7 separate regions of the Homo sapiens genome follow, and all the other regions are linked to region 6. Evidence: chromatin loops called from intact Hi-C (ENCODE). Cell type or tissue: IMR-90. All regions are shown on one strand. Region 1 has its middle 22 kb from the start of RBM43. Region 2 has its middle 100 kb from the start of RBM43. Region 3 has its middle 230 kb from the start of RBM43. Region 4 has its middle 280 kb from the start of LINC02612. Region 5 holds the start of LOC105373686 (a long non-coding RNA gene). Region 6 has its middle 18 kb from the start of LINC02612. Region 7 has its middle 42 kb from the start of LINC01920.

What was found. A loop is a pair of places that touch in the nucleus more often than their neighbours do. Peaks named below come from ENCODE experiments on the same cell type or tissue, not always from the same donor. Only the 100,000 strongest peaks of a DNase experiment are listed, where the experiment ranks them.
Region 1: it touches region 6 in a loop (6-fold over the local background); 12 of 110 quality-filtered maps call a loop at or near these places.
Region 2: it touches region 6 in a loop (4-fold over the local background); 3 of 110 quality-filtered maps call a loop at or near these places.
Region 3: a loop joins it to region 6, with 2.9 times the contacts of the local background. A loop is called at or near these places in 2 of 110 quality-filtered maps.
Region 4: it touches region 6 in a loop (9-fold over the local background); 5 of 110 quality-filtered maps call a loop at or near these places.
Region 5: a loop joins it to region 6, with 2.5 times the contacts of the local background. A loop is called at or near these places in 18 of 110 quality-filtered maps.
Region 7: a loop joins it to region 6, with 5 times the contacts of the local background. A loop is called at or near these places in 11 of 110 quality-filtered maps.

Annotation. Positions count from the first base shown.
Region 1 is chr2:151,237,541-151,241,540 of GRCh38, reverse strand. No RefSeq gene overlaps it. Among named protein-coding and RNA genes, the nearest start is that of RBM43, 22 kb to the left of the region's middle. In IMR-90, a CTCF peak has its summit at 2,496 (motif pointing right); a DNase peak (open chromatin) is centred at 2,560.
Region 2 is chr2:151,159,991-151,163,990 of GRCh38, reverse strand. No RefSeq gene overlaps it. Among named protein-coding and RNA genes, the nearest start is that of RBM43, 100 kb to the left of the region's middle. In IMR-90, a CTCF peak has its summit at 1,612 (motif pointing right); a DNase peak (open chromatin) is centred at 1,610.
Region 3 is chr2:151,030,977-151,034,976 of GRCh38, reverse strand. No RefSeq gene overlaps it. Among named protein-coding and RNA genes, the nearest start is that of RBM43, 230 kb to the left of the region's middle. In IMR-90, no CTCF peak of the experiment used is centred here; a DNase peak (open chromatin) is centred at 2,096; H3K27ac peaks cover 768 bases.
Region 4 is chr2:150,910,328-150,914,327 of GRCh38, reverse strand. No RefSeq gene overlaps it. Among named protein-coding and RNA genes, the nearest start is that of LINC02612, 280 kb to the right of the region's middle. In IMR-90, a CTCF peak has its summit at 2,148; DNase peaks (open chromatin) are centred at 2,187 and 2,497; H3K4me3 peaks cover 559 bases; H3K27ac peaks cover 1,169 bases.
Region 5 is chr2:151,049,549-151,053,548 of GRCh38, reverse strand. LOC105373686 (a long non-coding RNA gene) reads left to right here and starts at 2,968. Exons shown (of 4, transcript XR_002959484.1): 1 at 2,968-3,041. In IMR-90, a CTCF peak has its summit at 1,745 (motif pointing right); DNase peaks (open chromatin) are centred at 1,788 and 3,628.
Region 6 is chr2:150,608,753-150,612,752 of GRCh38, reverse strand. No RefSeq gene overlaps it. Among named protein-coding and RNA genes, the nearest start is that of LINC02612, 18 kb to the left of the region's middle. In IMR-90, a CTCF peak has its summit at 1,864 (motif pointing right); DNase peaks (open chromatin) are centred at 1,892 and 2,732; H3K27ac peaks cover 1,668 bases.
Region 7 is chr2:150,528,090-150,532,089 of GRCh38, reverse strand. No RefSeq gene overlaps it. Among named protein-coding and RNA genes, the nearest start is that of LINC01920, 42 kb to the left of the region's middle. RefSeq lists enhancers at 2,870-2,929, 2,940-3,019. In IMR-90, no CTCF peak of the experiment used is centred here; DNase peaks (open chromatin) are centred at 2,489 and 2,999; H3K4me3 peaks cover 315 bases; H3K27ac peaks cover 2,208 bases.

The DNA.
Region 1 (4,000 bases), 630 kb before region 6:
GTATTTCTGTCAGGAGTGATGGTTTAATATTTGTGGACTCGTTGTTCTTGAAAACTTTATAGGATACAACTGTCAACAATCAACAATACATACAGCCATTTCTCTAAGGTGACCCAATAATGCCAGAGAAGATGAGTCAGAAATTCTTTCTGTATGAATTTGTGGACGGACCAGACTCTCCTATTTCCTATTTTTTTATTTTTTTGGGATGGAGTCTTGCTCTGTTGCCCAGGCTGGAGTGCAGTAGCACAATCTCGGCTCATTGCAACCTCCACCTCCTGGGTTCAAGTGATTCTCCTGTCTCAGCCTCCCATGTAGCTGGGACTGCAGGTGCACGCCACCATGTCTGGCTAATTTTTTTGTGTTTTTAGTAGAGATGGGAGCTCACCATGTTGGCCAGGCTGGTCTTGAACTCCTGATCTCAGGTGATCCACCTGCCTCGGCCTCCCAAAGTCCTGGGATTACAGGTGAACCACTGTGCCCAGCCTCTCTTAGTTTCTAAAAGATCATCCCTGTCCCTCTTGCTGTTCTCCTGTGGCCAGGTACTTACCTGTGTTCCCTAGACAAGGGGACTCTGTCCTCTTGGTCACTGCCATTAGCTAGGGAGGTGGTGGTGATGTGGCACAAGGTGGAAGGGTAATTCAGAGATACGATGGTGCAAATCACCCTTGCCCATCTCAGGCAGTCTTCTAGCTCTACTCCTGTGGTCTTTTTTTTTTTTGGCCCAGATATGGAGGAAATTTCTCATTCCAGCCTCAGAATGATTTGTAGTGGGAATATTTACTGTCTTGCTCTCATCTCCCCAACATATAATTGCAAAAATAAAACAATCTGACACTGGTACATTTCCTGAGATCTGAGCTGTCCAGTTGTAGCCAAGGTCATCCTGATAGAGAATGATGTAAATACTATAAACAGTTATCTATGGGTCCTATTTATGTCATTCCTAGAAGAAAACCTCGGGATTCACTGGAGACTGAGGAGTAAATCAACACTATCCACAGTCAAATCAGGTTTGAGCTGGGCTGCATTGAATTCACAATCAATCAGAACTGTATTGGATTTTGTTGCTGAACCTTAGCTTTTGGTGAAGAATTCAAAGGTGGCAATGTTTTCCTAAATTTGGCATTCTTTTGACACAGCTGAAAAAATTTCTTACACGTGCAAGAGACCAGTGTTGAAGAGCTATGTTATTGCTATCCTGAGAATTCCTATATAAGGGACTTAGGGTGTGTTCATTAGATGAAACTAATTTACACCTGGCCCCACTCTTCAATTCAGCTTTATTTCTTCTTTCAGGAATGCACCTTTTAAAAATGGCTTGTGGCAGAGTAGCTATAGTTTTAAAACATAAATACACAAAAGTGTCTATAAAACTATGCATTTCTATATACTCAGAGATGAAGAGGTTATTCATGGTAAACAAGCCTTCCTAGATTGGGTGTATGTTTTCTTGCCCTTGCTTTCTTTTTTAAAATACCATTTATAATACTTTGTACAATCAATTATTATTTTAAAGTACATTAATTTAGCAGATGTCAATTATTTGTAACACTTTCTATGCTTCCCTTTTCTTGCTACCTGGTGCCAAGGCCTGGTCCTAAGGATTATTACAAACTGTGTGTATGTTTTTCTTTCATTTTGCCTCTCATCTTTTTTACTTTTTTTTTTTTTGAGACACGGTCTCACTCTGTCATCCAGGGTGGAGTGCAGTGGTGCAATCTCGGTTGCAGTGGTGCAATCTCGGTGCAGCCTCGCCCTCCCGGGCTCAAGCGATTCTCCTACCTCAGCCTCCCGAGTAGCTGGAACTAGAGGCTCATTTTTCTATTTTTTTGTAGAACAGGGTTTTGCCATGTTGGGCAGGCTGGTCTGGAACTCCTGGGCTCAAGTGATCCGCCCAGCTCGGCCTCCCAAAGCGCTGGGATTACAGGCGTGAGCCATCGTGCCTGTCCCTCTCTTCTGTTCTATTTTTATCCATTCGATGCCATATCAGAAACAACGGTAAGAATTTATTGCTTTTAGAGGAACCTCTGTCTACTCCCAATTCTAACCCAAATGCAGGGATGAGTAAAATGAAAAAGTGGCAGTTTGAAATAAAGGAGCTATTAAAACAGTAGGAGTACCTTGGAAACAGCAGCAAGACTTCTGGTAGAGATGATGATGTTACTTTGATGTTGTTGCTGTTGTTGTTTTAAAGAAGCCTTTGCACTCCTATATGATGATGTTACTTTGAATGGTGGACTGTGACATCTTCTTCCACAGACTGAGGAATAAACATGTAGCTTCTGACTCTGGACTTGATATTCAGTAATCGTTATCTTTCATTATCAAAGATAATGAAATAATTCCTTCCTTATTGTTGAGTGGTATGACATAAGAAATACGCAGCTAAAAGGGCATATATCATGGAACTATTTACAATGGGATTATTTTTCTATTTCTAAATTGGTTTGAGAATCAGAGGCTGTTATAATCTGAAAAAGCACTAGAGGGAGCCAGATCCCTGTCTGAGGAATTCTTTCCTCTGGTGGGGAAACACTGCTTGTAGCCCACATTTAAATCAGCTGTGCTGGCTTCAGTGGCGCAATGAGTTAGCGTGGTACTTATAAATCAGCTTGCAGACTTGTGAATTTTGTGCCCAGCCTTAGACATATAATTTCAGGCAAAAATTCCCATATGTATCTTTAATAGAAAAGGGATTTTAGCATTACCAAGATATCATTATGTATTTTTTACTTGTTATTTTTATTTTTTTGTGGAGCTCAGTTCACATTTTTTTTTAGCTCAGTTCACAGACATGATTCCACGTGCATTAGAGATTTAAGAATCACAGATCTTAGAGGGTAAAGTGTTACACAATAAAGGGACCTAAGAGACTTCCAAATACAATTGGTGGACCGTGTTTGGATTATGATTCAAGCAAAGAGTGATAAGAAGATGCTGGTGAGACAACTAGGGAAATTTGAACAGGAAGACAATCTTATATCATATTATGGGATTACTCTTAATCTTTTTCGGTGTCATAATGATATCTTGGGGCTGGGCATTGTGGCTCATGCCTGTAATCCCAGCACTTTGGGAGGCCACAGTGGGAGGACTGCCTGAGCCCAGGAGTCTGAGACCAGCCTGGGTAACATGGCAAGACTCCATCTCCACAAAAAAAAAAAAAATAAAAAATAAATAATGATATCTTCTAAAATCCCTTTTCTATTAAATATAAATATGGGAATTGAAAGTATGTGTGCGTGTGTGGAGAGAGGTGGGAAGATAATAGAAGAAACAAGATTGACAACATCTGGTAATTGTTGGAGCTGGAGTTCATTATGCTATTTATTCTCCCTTTGTGAATGTTTTAAATTTACCTTTAAAAGTGAAAATGAAAAAGTAGAGACACTATATTCTTACAATATATATTTATGATGTAGTTTACCACCATTTATGGCTAATGTGTATTTCTTAGGTTGCAAACTAAATTTGCAAGAAAATATCACCTTTCCCCATAATTGAATTTAATTTCTAGTTTGAAGTTTTATTTTACTAGATGTCAGAAACCAAATATCAATTAATTCAGAGTAACCTCACATTGCACTGAGTCAAAAAATTAATTCAAGATCATCTTGGTCAATTCTGGATTTTTCCCACCTCATCTGCCAGCAGAATTGCTAAGTGAAAGTGAGTGAGAGGTGGTGCTGGTGAGTCAGGGGCTGGTCCTTGGTTGTCACCTCCTGAGTCAGATATCTAGTCAGACAACCTTCACCTTCTCTTGGGTAGGTTTGTCCTTGCAAATAACAGCCACATTGTCTGACGACCATCCGTAAAACCTCCCCAGATCTGCCTCTCCCTAGCTCTGTCAAACCTCCCTAGGGATGGGGAAACATTCAGAGGCTTTCACTCTGGCTTTCTCAGCTCTGCCCTTGTGGCCATTTCCGCTGTATTGCTCCAACACTATGTTTGTCATGGAAGGTCCTGGAACACTTCTCTAGGACATTTGCCACTTCCA
Region 2 (4,000 bases), 550 kb before region 6:
CGAATCATCTGTGAATGTAATTGTGCCTTAATAAAATGGGCAAGACCAGGGGAATGGAGCAGGAAGGGGTTCAGATTCTGCTTTTCATTTAGCACCTGAGATCCACATTTGGGAGCTCTTTGGATGCCCATCCGTTTTTGAATAGCCTTCACATATGTGGGGCAATTCCCATATTATGAGTCTCAGTGTCCCTTGTGGTTAGGACATAAGCGTGGCACGCTGGGCTTCCAATAAGGCATGCTTATGTGATGCTTTGGTTTGAAAGGGCATGAGGAAACAGGTTTATGCTGACTTCTCTGGTTTGCCTATGTAAGGGCCAAGGGAAAACTTCCCTTTGCTCTCTAAAGATTCACTGAAAATAACACAAAAAAAGGCAGATTAATAGGGGAAAAGGCATACAAATTTATTAACATGCGCAGGGAAAATAACAGTGATTACCCCACCACACAATGGGGTAGAAAAGGGGTATACCCTTTTTTCTTAAAGGAAAGGGAGATGGAGAAGTATGGATGATTTTAGGGGTATAGTAGGTGATTTTTGGAGGGAATTCAATGGGCTTGAAACACATACAGTGGCCTAGGACAAAGTCTCTTGGGCCCGCAGAACAGTTGGTTATTTGTGACAAACATGTGTCCAGGTGTGTGGACAGGCTTCAGGCTTTCTTCCTGTGATATGAATTCAGTTAGTGAACACTCTAGGATGGGACCAGAGATAATTGTTTCTTCTTTGGTGGGTCCGGACTTTAGGCAGATAAGGGCACTTCAGAGAACAACTTTATCCTGTACTGTGGGGGAGACAGGACTGAGAGACAGGAGTGAGGCAGGGGGAGGTCAGAGAGAGCCTGAGGCTTCTTCCTCAGCTCAGCATGTCAGAGCACCATATTTTGGGGGTATTGGTTTCTGAGCCCCAACACATTGCTATGGAGGCAGCTGACTTGCAGGTGCAGTAGAGGTAGTAAGAAGAGAAGCATTTGTACTGGAGGTAGTGGCAGGTACAGTGAAGTCAAGTCCTGGAATTTAATTCATGAAGATAGCAGCATTACTAGCAACAGAGTCTTTATTACTCTAGTTCTGTGGCATCATTTGGGGGCATTTTCCTGGAAACAGAACTTCTAGTCTCCCTGTGATTTCTGTAAGTTACCTAATATCCCCTAATAAATCTCCTTACTGCTTAAATTAGCCAGAGGAGAGTCTGTTGTTTTCCACCAAAAACCCTGATGAGTAGAGCAGCTGTTGAACCAAATTCTCTTGTCCAGAATTTTTAGGGGGTAGTGATGATAATAAAAATGTTGTTTGTTTGGAGATATGGACTTAAAATCAGTGTGAGAACTCATTAGAGTCCCCCAGATGTTGTGTGGCAGTGGTTAACTACTGAAGGATGTTAAAAATCATATGGTTCAGTTATTTTCAGTGGCATATTTGAGGAAACTTAGTTTCCTTATTCCTAAAAGGCTGAACTATACAGTCTGAAAGGTGCCTCCAAATTCAACCAAATAACGCATTCTTTTCTCCTGTCAGTGAAGGTTACAGAGCAGGAGTGTGAGTTAGTACTTTTATTTGATAGCTGTCTAGACCCTGAAAGCAAATTGGCTACAATCAGCAGAGGGAGCTAGAAGAATCAGGAAACTAGAAGGCTGAAATGAAATGAAGCAAGAGTTACCAGGGGGAAAATTATCAAGCATAAGAGAAGGTCACAAAGAGTTCAGTTAGGATTTTCTGAAGGAAAAAAAAAAAAAGACTAGGAGAAAGTAAAGCGATCAGAAAAATTGTTATAAGGGTTATAATAACATTAAAAATAGAGAAGAATTAAAAGATATGATTAACAGCTGTCATTACTTCAATTGACAAAGCTGGTTAATTGCCCATGTAATCCTAGTGTATAATTTCCCACCTAGTATACTTCACTCATGAGAATCATAAATGAATTACATATGTTGCTTTTGTTAGGCTGCTGGGGACGTGAATCCAAGGGATGGTTTTGACTTAGAAGGAATGACAGTGGTAATACCTAGCCCTGTGTACACATATAAAAGAGTCTTTCCTGTTTACAGGTTGAAGGGCTTTTTGAGCTAAGACTGAAGATGGGGTTTATGATCTGTCTGTCTTCATTATGTATATACGAAGCTGAGGCCCAGAGAGCTGAACTGACTTGCTCCATGACAGGCTTCCTGGGATGCTACATCGTGTGACATAAACATCAGGAATTCGTTATTAAACTCCTTGTTTTACAAGAATTAACCAATCATCACACAAAAGTTCCCAGGTCTAAAAAATCCTCCTCCTTGAGCACATGTTCAGATTCTCTTCCCCATTTTATTTACTCAATTGTCAGCCACTCAGAGAAAGACAGTGGTACCATGCATTTTCTAATCAACGCTGGACAGAAGTAAAGCCTAAACAAATTGCTGGGATGTGTTTCTTTATCTCCTTTTTATTTTGTCCTCATTCCTTGATACTTGACAGATGTTAAATGCAAAGAACAGCAGGGTGAATGCAAAAGGCTTTTGCACTCTTAAAGCTTGGGTACACCTGGATACTTCCTCAAAGTATTCTAGTCCTGCAAACACTGGGTAAAGGAAAGCTTTTCTTCCCTTGCATTTCAAATGCACGGTTTTTGTCAATCTACACTAGAAGACTTCTTCCCTTTACATGTCTTTAGATTTTTAAAGATTAAAAAAATTCTAGATGGGAAATGAATTTGTCAGATTCAGGCATTTGGCTGAGTCTTTGAGCTAGTGAGAAAAGCCTGTCTAATGCTACCTGTTAGCAGTTCCTATATTGTTACAATCTATGGAACTGAAATTTCATTTCATTACATTCTAGGTTCTAGCAACTACCATGCTGTAATCCCATCACTGTCATTTGCCACCCATTTCTTTCTGTGGTTTATTTGAATTACTCTACTGATTCTTTGAAAATCTTAGAGGAATAGGAAGAATCACTAAAAAATGAAAACCATTTTCCTTGGTTACTGCTCAAGCTTTTTTTCTGGCTTTGACTGTGACTTCAACTGTGGAAACGGAAGCTTATTTATTGGTATAATAAATGATCCTTGTTACATTTCTGTGCTTTTCTATTTGGGTTCCTTTTATGACCTTTAAAAAAATTGAAATATTTTTCTTTGGGTGCTATAGCAGCAGAAAGTTCTTAGAAGAACTTAAGATATAATTATTTACAGAAATGCTTATGGAAATAAGTCTGCCATAAATGTGGGTAGAATAAAGGGGATGCTTGTTCTAATATGTTAGAATGATACTAGTATTAAGTGGGACACCCACCTTCAATGATCCCTCAAAGACACAACCAGAACAGGGAAGAGTAGGTTTGATTGAGAATCTCTAAGGCTTGTTTATTTGATCTCTGTACTTGTACTAGCCATTTTCTAGAGTGAACCTTTTGATAATTCCACAGTGTTCTCCTTTTCTGAATGGTGAATCTATTTCAAGCCATCAGAGTCCCTTTGCTGCCTTTTTAAAGCCTTCCTAAGAATATTTATATACTGCACTGTGAGCTTTGTATCAGCATCAGATAGTCAATAACAATTGATGTTTATCCTTCAAGGCTTTGGCATTTGCAGTTTGTAGTGATTTCTCTTGGATCTCGGTGTCCATGATATATACGTTATCGCAATTTTGGAACGGTGTGAATTGAGGTTGGAGACAGGGTAGTAGGTGGCAGCTGAACATTTGCTTCCTGGTGAGCCTAGACAGCTGTCCATCACCTTTACATCAATATAGTTTTAAAGTTTTGTTGTGCTCTGCTAATTTTTATATCACATTAGGGGTGTGTGTCTGTGTGTGTGTGTGTGTGTGTGTGTGTGTGTGTGTATGTGTGTATGAAAATAGCCATTGAGTGAGAGGGTAAAACTTTAGTGATGTGAAGATCTGTCCAGGAAAGTTGGCTTATGATGAAAACATAATTTGGAAGAGAGCCAGGAGGTATCAAAAAGATTCTCAAAAGCTGGGAATTTTTGAATGTCTGGGAATATGTAAGTGTCAAAG
Region 3 (4,000 bases), 420 kb before region 6:
ACTTAGCATGGGTTAATCTGTTTGAAGGGGCAGGAAAGAAATGGGGCACAGGAAAGATGTGCTTAATTGGGGAGAGGAGGTAAGAAAAGAAGCAGAGGATGGAGAGCTACCTGGGAGGAGAGGTCTGGGAGAAGCCACAGGGGAGCCTCACAGACACCATGGCAAATAATGAGGAAGGGGAATCCAGGTGAGCACGCAGAGGACATGGACCCCACAGACACTGACGTGGGGCCTGCCGTGTACAGACATTTATATTTTATCTTATGTGCTTATATTCCTATGTTTATGTTTTCGCTGCTGAAAATGTAAATAGAGGTAAAGAGGCTGAAGCTTTTATTTTTTCTTTCTTTCCCTTTTTTTTAAAACACCAAAGGTTACCTTTTGGTGAATGATCACTTAGTATGCACTTAATGGCACCACAGTGTCCAATTCAGCCCATTAGAATGAATAGTATTTCCCCAGGAGAACTTCATTCACTCTAGCTTGATGGCATTAGGAAATAATTTCAGCTTCTAGGCAGTATATATTCCCCTCCCCCATCTCCTTTATTGCCATAAATACCAATGCAAGAATTTAAACAACGAATCCAGGGCTATTTTATTTTGCTCATCATTACTATTCATATACACAAATACACACCTCATACCAAATTATACCAAAAATAAAAGATGACAGTGAACAGCTACATATTAACGTATTTGCACAGAGTGCTGGCATAGTCTAAAAACTTGGGTTTATGTTGTTAATAAAGCATGATTGGTCTAAGAAATATCAGTAACGTTCTAGACAGCTTCTTGTTAATGTCTGAAAGTATTTCTGCATCTTATTTTCATTAGGAAAAGAGAGATGTAACAATTTAGGATTTAATGGTCAAATGATGCTGTTACTACCCAGATACTGTCATTTCTGCACCATGACTATGCTGATGGATCTTTCCAATTTTGTCACTTCCTTCTGTATCATTATTCCTTCAGCTGGTTAGTTTCTGGCTTTCACATCAGCCCCAAAGAAAAACACTTAAGAATGCTCACATTTCTGTCACTAATCTTTGGCTTATTAGATCTTTTCTTATAATTGCATTTCAGGGGCTCTACCGAGTTGCTGGAATAGTTGGTGTGTGTCAGATATTATCGTAAGACTTGGGGAAGGTAATCCTGGGCTTTACAAGGTAAGACAAATGTGGTATGGGAGAAAAATAGATTGTTGATGGTGAGGCTTACTAAGAAACATTTGTTTTCCTTCCAGCTTTGGTTGTTAAATTAAATTATGACTTTGAGGAACAGGAGCCCTAAATTCTTTCTTCCTGACTTACAAGCATATTCAGCTAGGATTTTATGCTGGGTCCTTTCCCTCACTCTGTCAGTGGCTGGCACCCCGATGAAGACTGCTGTCAGCTTAAGATAAATCATATTTCAAACATATTTTTTTTTTCAGATTGGGCAGCCAAAATTAGTGCAAGGAATGTCAGTCTGTTGCCAGATCTGTCAATATAAAGTTTAGATCACAGTTAACTGGTGCCAGTTTAGTTAACTACCTGACAAAAAAGGCTCATAATATGCCATGAAGAATCATTTCATTCTTAAAATGATAGATGCTCAAAGCCAGCAGGGATGCTGAAACTGACACTGGCCCTTTCAAAAAGGACTTGATAACATTATGGAATAATGGAAAGAAGGGAAGCTTGACCTGGAAATAGATGAAGGTTGAAAAATCCTACCCTTATTTTATACAACTTATCTGCTAGTATATATATAAAAAAACACACACACACTTGACTTGAAGCCATACACAGATTGTCATGTGGTAAAATAGTCTCTTGGTTAATTCAATCTGCTTCTAAGAATTTTGTTGATATTCCAAATTCCAGAAGGACAGAGTTCAGACTCCAGATGGTTTAGAAATAGATATGTTTCGTTGTATTTGTTAGAGTAGGCTCATCTGTGCTAACAAATAGAAGCAAAAAAATGTAATGGCTTATACCCAGTTTCTTTCCAAGTCTTTCATGAATCCCAGGCAGATGTTTCTGGTCAGCTGGTGGCTTTCCTCCATGTGGCAATTCAGGGACTCATGCTCTTTTCATCTGGCAGCTCTAGCATCCTACCACCAGTCTAGACCAGTGCTTCTCAAATTTCAATGCATATATGAATCACCTGGGGGAGCTTGTTAAAAGGCAGATTCTGTTTCAGGAGGTCTGGAATGGGACCCAAGATTTTGCGTCTTTAATAAGCACTGAGTGATGCCAATGGGGCTGGTTCATAGACTAGACTTTGAGAAGCAAGAATCCACATGACCTCATCATCAACTGCCTCTAGCTGGTGGAAGAGAGAAGAGCATGAAGCACATGGGGGCTTTCTGTTGGGCTGGCTTGGAAGTGGCAATTTGCTATCCTTCTCTGTGAATGATGATACCTGGCATCTATAAATAATTCTTCTTTTGAGAAGTCTGAAACTGATTTTGAGCACAGTCTCATTTATCTTGTGAGTTAGAAATAAGTTTGGGTCACCATTTCCACCCCTAAAACACTTAGGTATTCAGAACATATGTGGTCCCTGAGTGGCAGGTAGAGTACCTGCAATGCAGCATTGTGTTGCCAACACCAGCTTTTTCCTGGAGCCCTCTGTGGTTTCACCTCACTGCAGCTCCCACAACTTGTCTCCCGGCTCCTCTGTTGTTATTGTGGGATTCGCCTTATCCCTTAATGGAATAGAGTTTTCTTACAGCCCTATGCTGTGTTTGTATTCATATGGTGCATTTGTCCTCAGAGGATTCAAGATCCATTTAGTCCATGTAATTCATTTTAAATAGCTTAGTAAAAATTTAGTTGAACTCAAGCTCCAAGCACAATTTCAAGCAAATGCCTATGTTATTGGAGGGGATCTTTAAACAGGTACTGAGGGGCATATCTGGGGTCAGTGGGTGAGAGACACTTGTTCGAGTGCAGCTTGTGGTCATCACAACATAATTTATAATTATCTTATGATATCTAAGCTGTGGGTGGGGAAAATGGAGAGTTACTCTTACTCCTACTATTTTATGCCAGACTGGGGGTGGGGGAGAAACCCCAAAGCTTTCATTAGGTTTTTATAGGTTTTGCAATCATATTTTCCCAACTTAGAAGTGGTCTGCAAGCTAAATGAAATTACAGCAATTGGTAGCTTTTCAAGCCTAATATATGTGTTTGGTTTTTAAAGCCTGCCCTGATAAAATAATTTTTTGTTGTTGTTGTTATGACTGTTGTTTTCACTTATACACCTGGATGAAATTATTTAGTCAGCCCCCAAGATATTGAAAAAACAAAGAAAGTTTAGTGTCCCATTAATAAACTGGTCATTCCTTCTCTCTGCTCCCAAGGGTCTTGTCCTGTGTTGTGGTGCTTTCATACAAATTTGATCTTAGAATGTATGTTATAAAGTTAGGGCAAAATTTTCATTGAGAGCTTATGGGAAGTACAAAGCCTTTTACCTCAAGGTACCCAATTTAAATTTGCCCAATGTTTAAAGCTCCTGCAACCCCGCATGTCAGTTTCTGTCTTTAGTTGTGGCTTTCCTGGCATATAAATGTGAACAAATGAGAGTTAGTCTCATCTTAGCTCTTGAATCATCTGCTGAACTTGCTTCTTCCAGGCTAGTTCTACCTTGTTGGTCTCAGTTCCACAGCTGTCCACCATTTACTTTGCGTCTGGTCATTGCCTTGGATTCTTGGACCAGAGGCGTCTCAAAAGGGAAGTCGGTCGTAATTCCCAAAGATACAATCCTGGATGCATAATCCCAAAAGATCAAAATTCCTAAAATCTGAAATCCTGAAGATCACAATCCTGAAATATCAAACCCCCAGAAATATAATTCTAGAAAAAAATAATTCTAAATGTCTTTAAAATATACTAATTTACATTTTTAGAAGATTTATTTCTTCTGCCATTTCCCTAAAACAGCGCCCCCTGTCAGCAGGAAGCAGTTAAGATTGGTCTTCCTTCTTAGTTTTATTCTAACGGCAGTTAGAT
Region 4 (4,000 bases), 300 kb before region 6:
GCACTGGGTGGCCTCCTTAGCACTGTCTACACATACCGACCCCTGGCTTCATCATGGCCAGGAAACGGCTCCCCCAGACTCAGCACCTCAAAGCCAAGGCCCATGCCTAGGCCAATGAGAAATGGCAGTGGAGACTGAGCATTGCCTTCCTCCTAGGTTCAGAATGCTTTCCAGTTCCTGCTCCATGAACTGGTATGGTCAGTGCGGAGTGGTAGAAGCAAGGTCCTCATAACAAACAACTAATCCTGACTGGCAGCAGCAGAAGCAGTAGAATGTTGCTCTAGGATGCCCAAGACAACTTCCATACAGCAGCTTTTCATGTCCCACCATCTCCTTTTCTATTTTGTCTCAATCTCTTTTCTGATCATAATACCAGGCCCCATTCCTTTCCCTGTATACTTTCTTTAGTTGAATATGTCTCTAAGCTTTTGTCTTCTGTCACCCTTAACTCAGACATAGTCTGGTCCAGCCATAGTTGCTAGGGATGGCAGCTCCTGCTTTGTGAGAAGCATGACCTGTCTGCTTCTCAACAGTTTGGTTCCACCAGTTTCAGGGACAGAAGAGGGTGTGTACCAACCAATAAGGACAATTACTTAATGGATAAATCTTGTCTATTTCACAAAACTTACATGTCCAAGCAGTAGCCTGTTGGAACTTCTATGACCTACTGCAGAAAACCAGATTACCATTAGGGCTACATATCTTCCATTTTAGCTGTTTTTTTCTTATTATTACTTGACATCTCACATACCCTGTTAATAGGAAGTCCAGGGTCTCCCTCGGGAAGCAACATCTCTCCCTTCACCTGTTTCTGCCTTTATCCTGATCAATTTAAAGAATCTGAAGCCAACTCAGTCTACTTCTAAAAGATAAGTCAGTCCTTTTTTCAAATACCAAATAGAACAGATTCATGATCAGATTTTGCCAAGACCTGTCAATATCACCAAGTGCTGCCCCTGGAAATGACTACCACTGCGCATCATTCAGTTCTGACCTGGACTAGGGTAAGGTACCTAGCAAAGTCCTTTCCCCTTGGCCACAGTGATTGGTTTAGAGTAGTTATCTGACCTGAACTGGATCACTTGCATGAAGTACAAGACTTCGGTTCTATGTTTGCGGGAAGAAAAGTGAGCCCCTACAGGTCTCGACGTCTTGACGAAGAATGACAGCAGCCACCCTGGATCAAGAGCAAGACAGAGGATGAGGCTGCTGCCTTGCAAGACAAAGCCTAGAAATGGAGGGACCAGGAGCCTCTGCGGCATTGCTGGGTTGCTGAATCCACTCTTGCAGGGAACCCAGAACATGCTGAATGTTTCAATTACACAAGGGAATGAATAAAGGCCATTACGGTAAAAGATAGTTTAAGTTGCACATTTGTTTTTTATAAGTAAAATAAACTCTAACTGGTATAACATAAAAAACCATTTGTAGTTCTCAGCTGTTCAATTAATTGAATAAACTAGTTGCTGCTCACTTGCATAAGGACTCCTAAATATACACTTAAATTCTTATTATAATAAATGTTTCCCATGGTGAAATATCTATACAGGAAAATTTTTCTAAAGTTTTTGTTAGAAATAGATAACAGCTGAGGAAAAAAATCCCCCCAGAAAACTTCTATCAGGAAAGAGAAATCAGATGAAATGTTTGAAAATGAGCTTTTTAGTACTCAAAGTCTAAACCTCCAACTGTTGGCTCTCCTGACCCCTGTCCTGCGTGTACAGGGCCGATGTTCCACTACTAGGGAGTTATAGGAAGGGCCGGTGCAAAATTAGCCCTTAGGTAACCATTTGTGGCTTGTATGATTGAGGAAGACATAAAATGCATCCATCGATTCTGAGTTACTTGATTCCTGGTAGGGGAGGGGATGGGGACTGAGTTAAGCAGGTGAGTTAAATAAATGTTTAAATAAGGTTTTCTGAACTGGGTTTTTGGGAACCACAAAGTTGGGTTTCAGATTCCTAGTCAGTAATAGAAACCCCCTATCCTTCCTCTCCAGTGCAGAAATAAAGCCAGTTTTGGGATTAATAAGATTAACACGCTGCTGGTCTTACTTCTTGGACTTGGAGCTCTGTGGCACCAGGGCAGCCTGAGTTGCCGGCTGGTTTCACAACCATGACTGTGGTCCTCACAGTGACAGGAGGGACACACCACACGGGAGAGCTCTTCCCCCAAGATCGAGTTATTTTTCTTGCGTAGCACTCCTTATGCAACCAGTATTGTGACTAAGCACTTCCACCCCAAAGATTCCTTCAAAAACATTTTCCTGGCTCCAAATGAGTGCATTCTACTTTGTTTTGCTTTACTGCTTCTTTTTCGTTCCTTCTCAGTTATTGAAATAAAACTGAGAGCCAAATCATAAACTTTGATTTTGTGTTTGACCTCAAGTTTGCTCTGGTCGTTTCTTTCATCCTTTCTTTTTCCCATCAAGCAAGTGCTTCTTCAGTTTACTAGCAACATGCCTGCTAAAGCATATTGCACAATATGTGGCTCGCCACGTGACAGTGACGGTAGAAAATGTAGTTTAGGGCCTAAAACATTGTAGGTATGCCAGCTGCCATGACATCAGTATTGTTAATGCTATGGTTATTCTTTTTATATCAGCTTTTCATATCTCACTTTACAGATTAAGCAAAACAGCTAGCCAATATCTCTGTTTTTTATTGCATTCATAGAATATTATTTTTATTTGTGGGACATATTCTAAATACAGGCATGTGGCACCTTAAGCAGATCCAGTATAGCATACAAAATCTAGATTTATACATTTGTTTGTAATTTTTTTAAAAAGCTAGTTCTCTTTTTGAAATTTAAATATAAGTTGATGACTTTAGTTTTTAGTTTTTTTTTTTTTTTAAATAAAGTTACTGATTTTATTAAGGGGAATTCCCTGATGTGGTCCTTGTGACAGGCAGCTCCAAAAAGGTGTTTACTATTAACCAGTGTCCTCAGCAGGCTTTCTGGGCTCGGCAGATGTGACCTGACACAAACAAATCCACTGTGGTTTTACCTACTAGGATTTGTTTTCATTGTTATTCTAGTCTAATTTTTCATTCGGACAGTGAAATTGGTATTCCATGCAAATTTTCTGGGTATCTGTCCTTTGCTTCATTTTTCAAGTTGCATAATTTAGTCACATTATTTTCATTTGCCTCTATAGCTTTGGTTTACTTTTTTTTTTTTGTATGTTAAGCAAAAACAAAACCAAAAAGCTTTACTCCTTTTTTCTCTACAATAAATCTCTATTTTAAGTATTGATTTGCAAATATGTCTGTCATGATAGTTTTGGGGTGCTTTCCTTCCACTTTTATTTTTATACTAGAAGAGGAATTTACTGAAATCCTTAAAGTTATCTGGCAATTCAATCAGATGCTGCACCTCATTTAAATGTGTTCAGCAATTGTCACGACTGGCATCATTAACTTCTATATTCTTATCTGCTATAATTGGTGATTGATGATGAAGGTTTCTAATCACAGGTGTGATGATGGTTCAGTTGGGCTCAGTGATGTTAAGGCTGAGTGAGCACCTCCTTTACAGCCTTTCTTTCATTCCTTAGCTCAAAATGAGCAAATAATTTTCTATAGCAATCAACCATTCTAATCTTTAGGGAATCTTAACTTATTTTCATCCTATGCTTTAAAACACTATCATTGTGAGTCTTCATACACAGATACCATGTGCCAAAATACTTGGTTCATTTACTTGACAATTAAACCAACCAATCAAGAAATTTGAAACAACAATAAAAATAAAATTTTTAGGTAGATGTGATTATGTTTTGTTTCAATAAATGTAAACAAATAAATAGATATATAGAGAATAGTTCAGATGAAATTAGTAAAAATTGACTAAATTTTGTATAAATCAATTTTATAAATGTGACAACATGAACCACATTTTAAAGAAAAATAACAGAAAAATGGTGTTAAATCCTAGTCTTTGGGGAGGAAAAGTGATTGTACCATATTTTATAAATAAGAATTTTGAGAACAATGAA
Region 5 (4,000 bases), 440 kb before region 6:
ACTGAAGAGTGATCTAATAATTGGCTTTTAGGAAACACAGAGATTTATTGTATAGAGTACAGTGTACAGTTGGCACTCAACAAAGAACTCACAAGTCTGTTGGAGTTCACAGACACTGGCCTTCAGGGAGAGTCACAGAAAATTGAAGAAAGGTGCCCTATCAGGAACAATGGCCCCTCTGCCATCAAGTCCATTTGGTATCTAAACCAGTTCAAAGAGATGTTTTCATCTCTCATTTTTAGAGACATAATTGATCCTAGATGGGATTAAGGGTGGAATGACATGGAAGAGCTGGATCTGAAGCATGCTCTTGGAGAAGAGCTGATGATTGACACCAGGAAAATTCAGAGCCAGGAGACAAGGAGAGGTAACTGCTTAGCAGCTCTTAAGCCTTCAGAGATGACAGAATCTGCTTTGGTTGCCTGAAGAGATTGTCCTCCACATTAGACAGATAAGGATGGAAAAAACATAATAAGCAGCTTTTTGTAATTGACATGTGGGATGAAACTGGCAGGCAGAGAAGCTCAACCTACATCAAGATAAGCTTGGCTTGTGGTCAGGCTGAAGGACTTGTCTTGAGATTTTTCAAGTTAGTAGGAATGACTTCCAGACTGAAAAGCACTGTAAGGGAAAAAAGATGCACAAAACACCAAGTGTCCTCTATGGGTTTGTGGACAGACTTTCCACATTGTTAATGGAAATGATTTGTCACATTTTATAGAGTTAGTACACATGGAATGAATCTGTGTTCGTACTTCTGAAGGTCAGAGTCCCATATACTATTCACCTGAATTTTATAGACTAAGTAGTAGATTAGAAATACCTTCACCAAGCAGGCCAGATCAATTGCAGATCTCTTAGAACATGGACAGATTTCCTGTGTATGACACTGTCATCTGTCTTTATAAACCACTGGACACAGGCCTGACTACCTTCTAGATTACTAAACTCATTTGAGAATAGAACATGATACAAAGAATTAAAGGGGTAAGAAACAAGATTTAGCAGTTGCCATATTTTGCTGTATTTTCCATTCATTTTTCTTTTGGGAAAGATTTTGTTATGTGATCTAGTTAAAAAGAAATTTTACAGAACCTGTTAATACATAAAACTGAAGAACATTTTTCTTAAGTATTTTAAACTATAAGACAAAGTCTGAGCAGCTATCATACTTTATATAGTGAATTGTTAGAGGTCTTTTGAAAACCAAGAGTTTTGGTCACCTTGACTTTATTTCGTTTTTTCCTTGCTATACCTGATGATAAATCATTGCTTGGAGTGATGTAATGTGCACTTGTGTCTCAAGTTCATGTTTGTACTGCGTTTATACAGAAAACATGCTCCTTTACAGAGTGAAGTCAATGTACATCTCCTTTACAGAGTGAAGTCAATGTACATCACAGGTTAGCCCTGGAAAATGTTGTTTGCTTTTCTGGAATTTGGTTCTGCTCTACATCAAGATTTCAATGTAAAAAGATTAGATTTCCACAGGTGGCTTTGCATTAGTCAGAACTGAAATCAGAGTCTATTACTTCTAAGAGGTCATGGAAAGCAACTAATTCAAGACACATGGGGGTCTTGCCCAACATGATACATATAGTTAATAGAAAAACTAGCACCAGAATGTGTTGAGTGTTCTTTGCATACAACATATTACAGTAACTTTTGACGTAGCTATATCTGGATAATCCCAAAATGGAACTAGACTCGAGTAGAATTGGGATGCACTTGAGGCTATCAGACACTAGGTGGCATCTGTCTCTTTTTGCATCTGATGGGTAGATAATGTTTCAGTTGGATTTGTACATTGAGGGGAAGTAGACAATAATTTGCAATCTATGATCTTCATTCTTGTATAGATTTATGTGAACTAAGCTAGCACCAATGACTCATAAACTAATTTCAGCATTGCAAATGAGAGGTACCAAGTTCTTGGGAGATACAAATAATCTTTGTGAGTACAGAAGTTCTAAAACATATCACTTGCTTAACCTTCTCAGCTTGGGTATTTAATATCTAGAGGGTTTTAAAACTTCATGACTTTATGAAAATTATACAAGGGATTGACTGAGAATTAAGCCATTTTATGGAATGAAAATTATGTTATTATACTACATAAATGTCGATAAAAATTGGAAGTGTGATATTAATTTCTGATGCCCCATTAGTAGAAGTTGGTAAACATATGTAATCAGGTATAGTTAAGGGAATAATTTCTGTTCTAAACCAGTCTAATTTTCTTAAGTTTTTAGGTTCTATGGATCCTACTCTGAGGTTCTAGGAAAAAAAAATTTTCTTCAACTTTCATAAGTTCTTTGTTGAAATGGAGCCCTGTAGCAATAGGCAGATTAATAAGAGAAAAACAAACAAAAATTTATTAACATATATATTTTATAAATACATGGGAAACACCCAGGAGATGAATAGTCTTAAAGAAGTGGCTTTGAATTCCAGATTATATGTATCATCAACAAAGAACAGTGACATTTTAGAGAAATGACAAGACAAAAGACAGGACTTTGAATCTCCAGCAGCAGCCAATGGTGGGCAGGCAGATAAAGGTGAGTTAGTAAAGCTTGTTAATGTAGATTCCTGTCATCCCATCTCCAGGCTGACATGTGTCCAAAGCTGTCTTCAGTGGTTAATTTTTTTCTCTCCCTGGTAGAGAAGGGGGTCAGGATACCTTTTATCTTTGTAAATCTGCTTCCTGCTTTTTGGCAAATAGAGGTAGGGCAGAGAGCTGTACTGCATCTGCTTGTTCTTAATTCAACTTAACAATCCTTCATATTTTGGGGTGGCATATTCTTGTCTCCCACAATGTATTAATGTTTTTCTCTTCTGTGTTTAAAATGCAGATGTGTTCTGAAGTCAAGAGTCTCTGCTTATGAGTAAGGGCTTCTGTGAAATCTCTGTTGCTGGTTAAGTTGCCCTGGACGTGACTTCTTTTTCTTTCCTACAGCTTTGTAGCTTTCTGCGTCTTTAGTCAGAGTACGCTGTTTACCTGGTTGGCTGCCTCTCTTATTTGGTCCCTTGGTGGCAGGGTAAGAGGGAATTAAACTTTGCTCATTTTGGTAGAACTTTTTAAACTTTCAGATACAAGCTGAAAACTGGTCTCCTATTTTATAGAAACATAGATATTACATTTTGCTTTCAAGGAGAATAAGTCTGTAGACAGATCTTATATAGTTGGGCACAGGAGCTATTACAAAATATGAGAACACTATTGTGACTGTTTCCTCTAATGGTCTCTTAGCCTTGCTTTGTTCCTGAATTTTCATCATGGTCTTAATTACTGGCATGGACCAAGTTATTGTCTCCCCTTACTCTCCATTCATAGGTTGACATCCAAACTGTCAATGTGATGGTATTTAGAGATGGGTTACCCTTTGGGGGTAACTAGGTTTAGACAAGGTCATGTGGTTAGGCCTTAGTGATAGGATCATGTTCTTATAAAGAGACACCAGAAAGCTTGTTCTCTGTCTGTCTCTGCCATGTGAGGACACAATGAGAAAGTGGCTGTCTACAGGTCAGGAAGAGAGCCTTTACCTGGCACTGAATCAGCCAGTACATTGATCTTGGACTTTCTCCCCTCCAGACCTATGAGAAACAAATTCCTTTTGTTTGAGTCATCCAGTCCATGGCATTTTGTTACTATAGCCTGAGCAGACTAATTCAGTAACCATCGTGTCATGATATTACTTTAAGGGGGAAAAAGAGTACACTTCTGTGTTGCTTAGTGACAGGGATATCTTCTGAGAAAAGTGTTAGGCAATTTCATTGTTGTGTGAACCTCATAGAGTGTACTTACCAACCTAAATGGTATATATATTTTTCATGTGAAAACCAAATATGCCAGCACCATTATTGAATATCAATCATTTCCCCTACTTGACCTGAAATGCCAATATGAAGTACCACATATCAGGTTTCTATGTATGCTCCGTTATAATCTTCTGAAACCACTGTTTTATATGCAATCCATCACTGATGGAATTGTTAC
Region 6 (4,000 bases):
GTAGGCTCAACCTCTGTGTATGTTTGTGTTGATGATTTTGCAGCTGAACAAACAAACATCTGAGGTGCTTGATGAATAGTACCAATTAAAAAGTATCTACCAACAAGGCATATTATTTAAAGACAAAATTTTGTGCATGGATGGACTATGCGGAATTTTCATAATTATTCATTTTCCAGTTATCAGTTATAGAGAACGTGTGCAATTTAGCAAGCCCCCAAGTTTGTCAAGTTTGAACACTTACCTTCAGAAGCAGTAGTGCAGAATAGAAAGTACATGGACTCCAGACCAGACAAACTTGGATCCAAATCCTGGTTCTACCATATAAGAGCTCTCAGGGCCTCATCTCTCCATTTATAAAATAGGAACTATATTTATTATGCAAGATTGCAGTTAAGATACATCCCTATATAAAAAGTGCTTGGAAAATACTAGGTACCCCCCAAATGGTAGCCACTTTAACTTTATTATTGATTTTCCTGAAAATGCCCTTAGTCTGCCTCACTCAGGTGCTCTCACTGGCATGATTAGCTATTATTCTCGTATTTCATAAACCACATTTGGCTTTAATGAAACCATACATATGTCCATCTGGAAAGTAAGTTCAAAAAATAAATATAACTCCACAAAATGATGAAATAGCCTCTTGGGAAGACCAAAACACTCACAGACTGAGGATTTTTAGGTAGGTCAGAGAAATTTTGCCTAGGAGTAAACAATCAATGCCTACTTTTTCATTAAATTCCAGGAAAACTATATCAATATGTCTAGAGTCTATATTTCTAAGCTTCCATTTTTGCAATTCCTTCACGGTAAACTTCATTGTACTCAATTTATCTCCCTAGAAAACCAATGTTGTTCTGGGATATGATTGGCCTCAAGGAACATTTCATTATCTGACTCAATTCTCAAAAGTTTTCTAAGATACTTTGTGAATGGGATTTAAATAATTTGTTTTATTTTAAAGAAAAGGATCATTTCTCAGGAAACATAGTCATTCCTGCCTCTTAGATTTAAAAAAAAGATATAAATGGGATGGGGTCTTTCAATCTGACAGTGGAGAAAACCCTTATAGAACTTGCCACTCCTAGGAATTCCCATGGGGCAAATGGTTTCATCTAAACATTGATCTGATCCCAGTGAACCAGAGAAAAATTTTTGAGCCAAAAAAGCCTTCTATAAAAATTGTAACAGAAAATTAAGTGTTTTGAGTCATAATGAGGATATCCACAAACAATTTCTGGCAATTCTGTTATTTAATAAATTTGTATCTTACAATTAATCCAAAGTATGTATAAAAAGTTACCATGCATATGAAAAAACAAGAATAACTATTTATCCAAAACTATTTTGCATGTTTAAAATAAATCTTTTGAATCAATCACTCTTTTGATGCTTTATTATGCATAGGACTAGAGTGGAGCATTATTTTAATTAATTCATCATTGTTACATCCAAGATCATTTGTTATTTTCGTAGTACCTTCTGTATTTCCACTAAGTACTTTAAACTACTTCACCACATTTTAATGACAAGTCATATGAAAGTCCCTTGACATATGGCCTCTAATATGATCTCTAGCCTAGTATTTCCAAATGATCTGAATTTTGTTACTATGAGATTTCTAATGAAAGGTAGAATTCTTTCAACTGATAGAATTAATTTTTAGACTCAAACCATCCTGTAGGCTCCCCAGGCAAAAGGTAGCTTCATCATTGGTTAGAGTAAGGAAAAAGAGATTGCTGGAGAAATGTGGGGTAAGACTGATGCTGAAGTCAGGCAGAGGTTGGGCCCTGGGTACCTGAGAAAAGCATAGCTGCGTCAAGGATCATCAACTTTGACATTTACTACCTGTTTCCTCCAGAAGGTGGTGCTTGTCAGTCACGCCTGGATGGTTGTGAGACTGGAATAGATCCTGATTCTTCATGTTTCTTAATTCTGTGAGAATCTTTCCTCGTGAAAAGAAGCCACAGAATGTAGAAGCATTACTATATCGGCAACAAAGCATGTTTTAGCACATCTACGACTTCTACATGATATGCATTGTAGGAGTTCATGGTAAAGGAATGGTTGAGGTTACAGCAGAAAATTCACAGAATCATAAAATGTTCAACTAACAAAACTTCAAAGGTCATCAGTTGTAAGAGTTCTTAACAACCCCCTACGAGGTGTGTGAATTGATTTTAGAACATCTGTAAACTTCTAGAAGTCGCCTGCAAATTTCATGTTGTATTTATCCATGAGGGTTCACAGTTTTCATTATATTCCCAAAGGTCCCCCAAAATAAATAAGATTTAGTAACATTCATTTTGCAAAGGAGGAAGCTGAGGCATGGCATGGTTAAGCAACTTGCTTATGTCTCCTTCAGAATATCAGTGGTGGTGCTGGTGATGGAGTCCTATTTTCCTGAGCAATGCTGCATCTACACAAAATTCCAACAAAATTTCTTCATTTTTGGAAATAGAAGTGTTTACAAGGTACTCTGCTAAGTTTGTTTCTGAATCATGTCCAAATAACTGTAAGTTTGGTTAAATACTCAAAGCTATTAGCATTACACTAATGATTTTGAAAATGCTTGTTTGACCAAATGTTTCCGTTTTGATTGATTATGTTGGTATTATCCAGACATATACAAATAACAGCACACTCCCATGACCATGATCCTGTAAATATTCTGGCATCTCCCCCATTAGCAATAAAATGATTCAGCACAAATATGCAGCATAAAAGGGAGAAAAATGGGAAACATGTGTCTGAGTTCTCCACGTGAAATCTGGAGTCATTAAGGGAATGATTTGTATTCTGCACCCTAAGCATGCAGTAAGTTAGCAACCATGGAATCCAGCAAAGTCAAAAGGAACAGTAAGATTGCGAGGGATATTTCCAAAGGAGAGAAAACCACAATTCTTGTTTTGAAACCAAAATAACTCAAAGGCTAAAACCAGTTTGAAAACATTTATACAAGACAAATGCAAAATCTCGTACTCTTGTGATATGATGTGGTTTCTAAAGATTTAGGGTAGGATGGTAAAAAGACAAATATGCTGAGAAAACCTACAGACTAATAATTGCTAAATAACAGTTTTTGTTTTGTTTTTTGTGTTTGTTTTGTTTTTGATTTTTCTTGTTTAAAACGGAGTTTCGCTCTGTCGCCAGGCTGGAGTGCAGTGGCACGATCTTGGCTTACTGCATCCTCCACCTCCCGGGTTCAAGCGATTTTCCTGCCTTAGCCTCCTGAGTAGCTGGGATTACAGGTGCATGGCACCACACCCAGCTAATTTTTTGTATTTTAAGTAGAGACAGGATTTTGCCATGTTGGGCAGCCTGGTCTTGAACTCCTGACCTCAGGTGATCCACCCTCCTTGGCCTCCCAAAGTGCTGGGATTACAGGTGTGAGCCACTGCACCTGGCCACAAAACAGTTAATGAAACAAACAACATCAATAGCAAAAAATGAAAAATAAAAAAAATAGCACTAAAGATCGCAAACAGGTACCATAGAATAACAATTATTATTAGCCTGGATAGGGTTCACATCCTTTCCCAACCTCTGCTTGAGCCTTTCATTTTGCCTATCACCAAGAAAGGTTAAAAGTCAATTTTTCATGAGAAAACAGAGATCAAAAAAGAAGCTAAATTTCCCATGGTGGCTGCACGAAGAGGAGCCTGGGAGTGTGGGCCTACATGATAGTACAGGCTTCATGTTATGTCAGGACATGGAGCCTCAAGATAGTAGGGGTAGATGTCAGGCATAAAATAATCCTATGGGGTAGAAGAAAGTCTCTGGGGGTGGTGGTGTTAGAAAATAGGAAAAGATGAGAAGTAGTTGGAAGCTGTTTCCTCTAAATGTTGAGGAAGAGGTGAGGGCAGAAAATGATCAAGGCTTCAAGAAAGACTTACACAAGCAAAATGACAATAGACACTATTTTCTAAAAACAATGTCCAGGTAGCTTTGGTATTCATGACATTGAAACAGCATGTGTGACCTATTTTCACAATGG
Region 7 (4,000 bases), 81 kb after region 6:
CACACACACGTGTGCACACATGCTCCATTTCTACCACCCCCCACCAACCCCAGCCACTAGTAAGGGGTTTTCCAAGTCACATGTTGGAAATCCTACATTATTCAGGGTAACAAGGAAAGTGACAAAGGAGTTAGGTTTTAGCTGGAGATCCACAGTTGATTGTACCTCACTGGTTATTGGTCAAGAAGGCTTATTCTTATTTGTAAGAGTGTATAACCGGCTGCCTTTTGAACCAGTCCACACATTTAACACAGAATTGAAGTTTTAGCAAGGACGAGTCACTCCAGGATGTGGCTGTGTGTTTCCAGAATAGTCCTAGACATATTTGAGTGAGAAAGAAATTCAATGTGTTGCAGACTCCATATATTAAATTTTTCTGTTGCCCACCTTTTTGTGTATTTTTCAGATATGTTTTATACTCTAAATCAGGAGCATTTTGCCAGGAATTTCCCTCAGAACCTCTTAAAAAGTCTGTACATTTGGAGATAAATGAAATCCATATGTTCCTGATTTATTCTCACTTTCTTCATCAAAACGTTACTTTCTACAAGGCACTTGATCATCAATAAGCTATATGAGATTTTTAAAGGCCTTTTTTTCCCTAGAAAAGGGAAAACACATTTGATCAATAACATAGTTATAAAGTCAAAGTTACACAAGAATTTATAAAGATATATTGTTTTACTATTTAACTTTAATAACTTAGGCTATAGATATTTGGAAACTCACCAATCATTGTCAGAAAAATGCACATTTTTGTTTTTTTCTTCACAGGATAAACACACTTTTTTATTTATCTTTACAGTGACTTTCTAAAAAATTTGGTTCAAGATCTAGAAATGTACTTATCTTACATTTCAATACATCTAAATATAAATACCTTTTACAGAAAAATCCTAAATCTGTAAACATGAACATATAGTCATAATACATAGTTCTATGCACATAATATAATAGAAGACAATACTTCTCTCTCTAGACACAGAGCTCACTGAAGACGACAGGGATGTCTTCCTCATCTTGGTATCTGCACAAAGTAGGTCCTTGATAAATATTTGTTGACCAAATGAAAACATTAAAAATAACACTAAGGAACACTTTTATAGAAAAAAGTCTGCTGTTTCAGACCTCAAAGGGATGCCAGTTGAACAAGAAAGACTGTGTCAACAAGACAATACACTAACTCATACTACAGTCTTATTTTAAAATTGATTAAGGCCAAGTGCGGTGGCTCATGCCTGTAATCCCAGCACTTTGGGAGGCCAAGGCAGGCAGATCACAAGGTCAGAAGATCAAGACCATCTTGGCTAATACAGTGAAACCCCATCTCTACTAAAAATACAAAAACAAAATTAGCCGGGTGTGGTGGCGGGCACCTGTAGTCCCAGCTACTCGGGAGGCTGAGGCGGGAGAATGGGGTGAACCTGGGAGGTAGAGTTTGCAGTGAGCCGAGATCGCACCACTGTACTCCAGCCTGGGAGACAGAGCGAGACTCCATCAAAAGAAAACAAAAACAAACAAACAAAAAAATGATTAAAAGTGCATGGCTGAGGGCAGGAGGGAGTGGGGGATGTTCTCAATCATACAGCTGTTTAGCTTTTCCCAGCATAGCTCCTTTTTGAGAAGAGGAGTTGGGAGTTGGAGTTGGTTACAGGGCTGGAGATTAATTTACATTCAAACTTTTAATGTTAACATGATCATTATACTTCAGAAATAATATTTTTGTCTATGTAGCATTTTATACATATATACACACATACATACACATATAAAATATAAATATATACAACAAATATGTATTTGTTTTGTGTATTTGCTCAGCTATATCTAATTCTACATGTAAATTCGTGTGCATGTAACATATACACTATATATGTAATATGAATTTATATATTATTTATAAAGGAGAATAAGGTAAGACAATACCATTGCAGTTCATATATTCCTTTTACATCACATATTATTTACCTAAAGAACATTATTTTCTTTTGGACCCTTCAAGGAGGCTGGCAATGATTTCTGATGTCTGAAGCTTGTTCACACTCATAATTTTATAGGAATTACCAAAGAGTAAAACATGAAACTCCCTAGAGACACTCAAGAAACTTAAAGCCTTCCTAATTGATATAATCAAGTTTCTAGAATCACAAAAGAATAAAGAAAACTTGTTTGAGGCTACATTCCCCATCAAAGATTTTCACTGGATTATTTTTTAAGCTGCAAAGACGATGAAATGGAGACCAAAAAGATCTGAACAGCAACATTTTCCCACATACCAGCATTGCTGACTTCTAAACATAAAGCCATTCATCAGAGTTTCAGGCTCACAGAATTCCCTGTTTCCACAGAACCCACATTCACCTTTATGCAAAAATGCTGATTCAGAACAGACATTGTGAGGAATATTTAGATGTGTGGCAACTCTTTCAGTTCTAAACACTGGATGTGGAGTATAAACGTGGAGAAAGGAACTTGTGAAAGCAGGAACTGGTATAATTCGCTCTGGGGCAAGACTTCAAAATGCAAATAACAGAGGAATAATAATGCTATTAGTCATTCAAACCTTAGTGGATATTAGTTTAGTCAAGGCTGCTGTCATTCTCATTAAAATCAGCTGCTGCTTTTAGCCTTTCTCATCACCCACCCCTGCGGAGATTTTATGGTGAAAGTATAGAACAGAAAAAAGGCATTGTGGAGGTAGGGAGTGGGAGTGGGGAGCAAGTAAGCACAGCATGATTTGAGAGACAATTGCCAGTAATAAAAAATAAATAAAATGTGAAAGAATATCCCAAATGAACTTGATCTATTTTGGAATTTTGACAAAGCCACATCAGGTACCAGAAAACTGTCTTCTTTCTCTTGTCTTCTTCCCTCCCACACTATACCATGACCACCTGCTCCTAGAAGACAGTTCCCTACCCCACACTCACAGGACGAAGTCCAACACAGCACTGTGGTGACTTCATCTCCATAGATGGTTTATGGGTTTCTGTTTCACATAACCCCAGAAGTGATTTCTGTAATAGAATCGGTAGAAGTTAGAGACTTCCTGTTATAAGCTCACAGTGGTTTCCAAGTGATTACAGAAACAGGGTTTTTTATCAAACCAGATAGGGGAGAGGAAGCTCTTCATTTGTCAGTTACTGGGCATATGTAATACACTGTGCACTGATCAAAGCACAGGGCAACAAACTGATGCATCAATGGTTGTCTCTTCTAGGAAATCACAGTCTTGTAGGTACTGCAGATGTTCTTACAGTTTGATGTGAGTGGTGCAAACAAGCAAGGCCAATTTAAAATTTGTTTGGGTGGTAGAAACTTTTTCCAGTATTCCATATTCACAGGCAAAGTGGATTGATAAAATCCAGTGGTGTTTGCAATGACTGACTAGTGACAATGGAAGATTATCTAGATGAATCAATAGCAATGAATGTCTGCATTCACATCCTGATTACATGTGAGGTCCTAGGATCTGGGTCCCAAAGTCGAGTAGCTCCAGCTCATGCATGTAAATGTGCTGAATGGGTAAGAGTGGGCAAAAGAGACAAGCCAAAACGTTTCTCAGGCTAAAGGAGATTGGACATGAGAACGAAATAAGACACATCTAAGTGCAAAAGACTAAAGCCAGTTATTAGCTCTCTCTTTAGCTCTCTCTCTCTCTCTATATATATATAATATAAAACATATTTATATATGGTATATATGTATGTGTATATATAATGTATGTATGTATGATATATATGTATATATTTATATATGTACGCATATATAAAATATTATATAATACATATATATAAACTACTCTCTCCTAGTTTGCTTAATTCAACACGCTCATGTTCTCTCTACGTGTGTGTGTGTGTGTGTGTGTGTGTGTGTGTATGTGTATTAGGAGATTTCCTATGCCTGATTATCATAGCACAAGGTGATGATGTGCTATGCCCCTGGGCATGGGGAAAGTGGGGTTAAAGGTACCCTCTGAGTTTAGACATTTAACATGCTG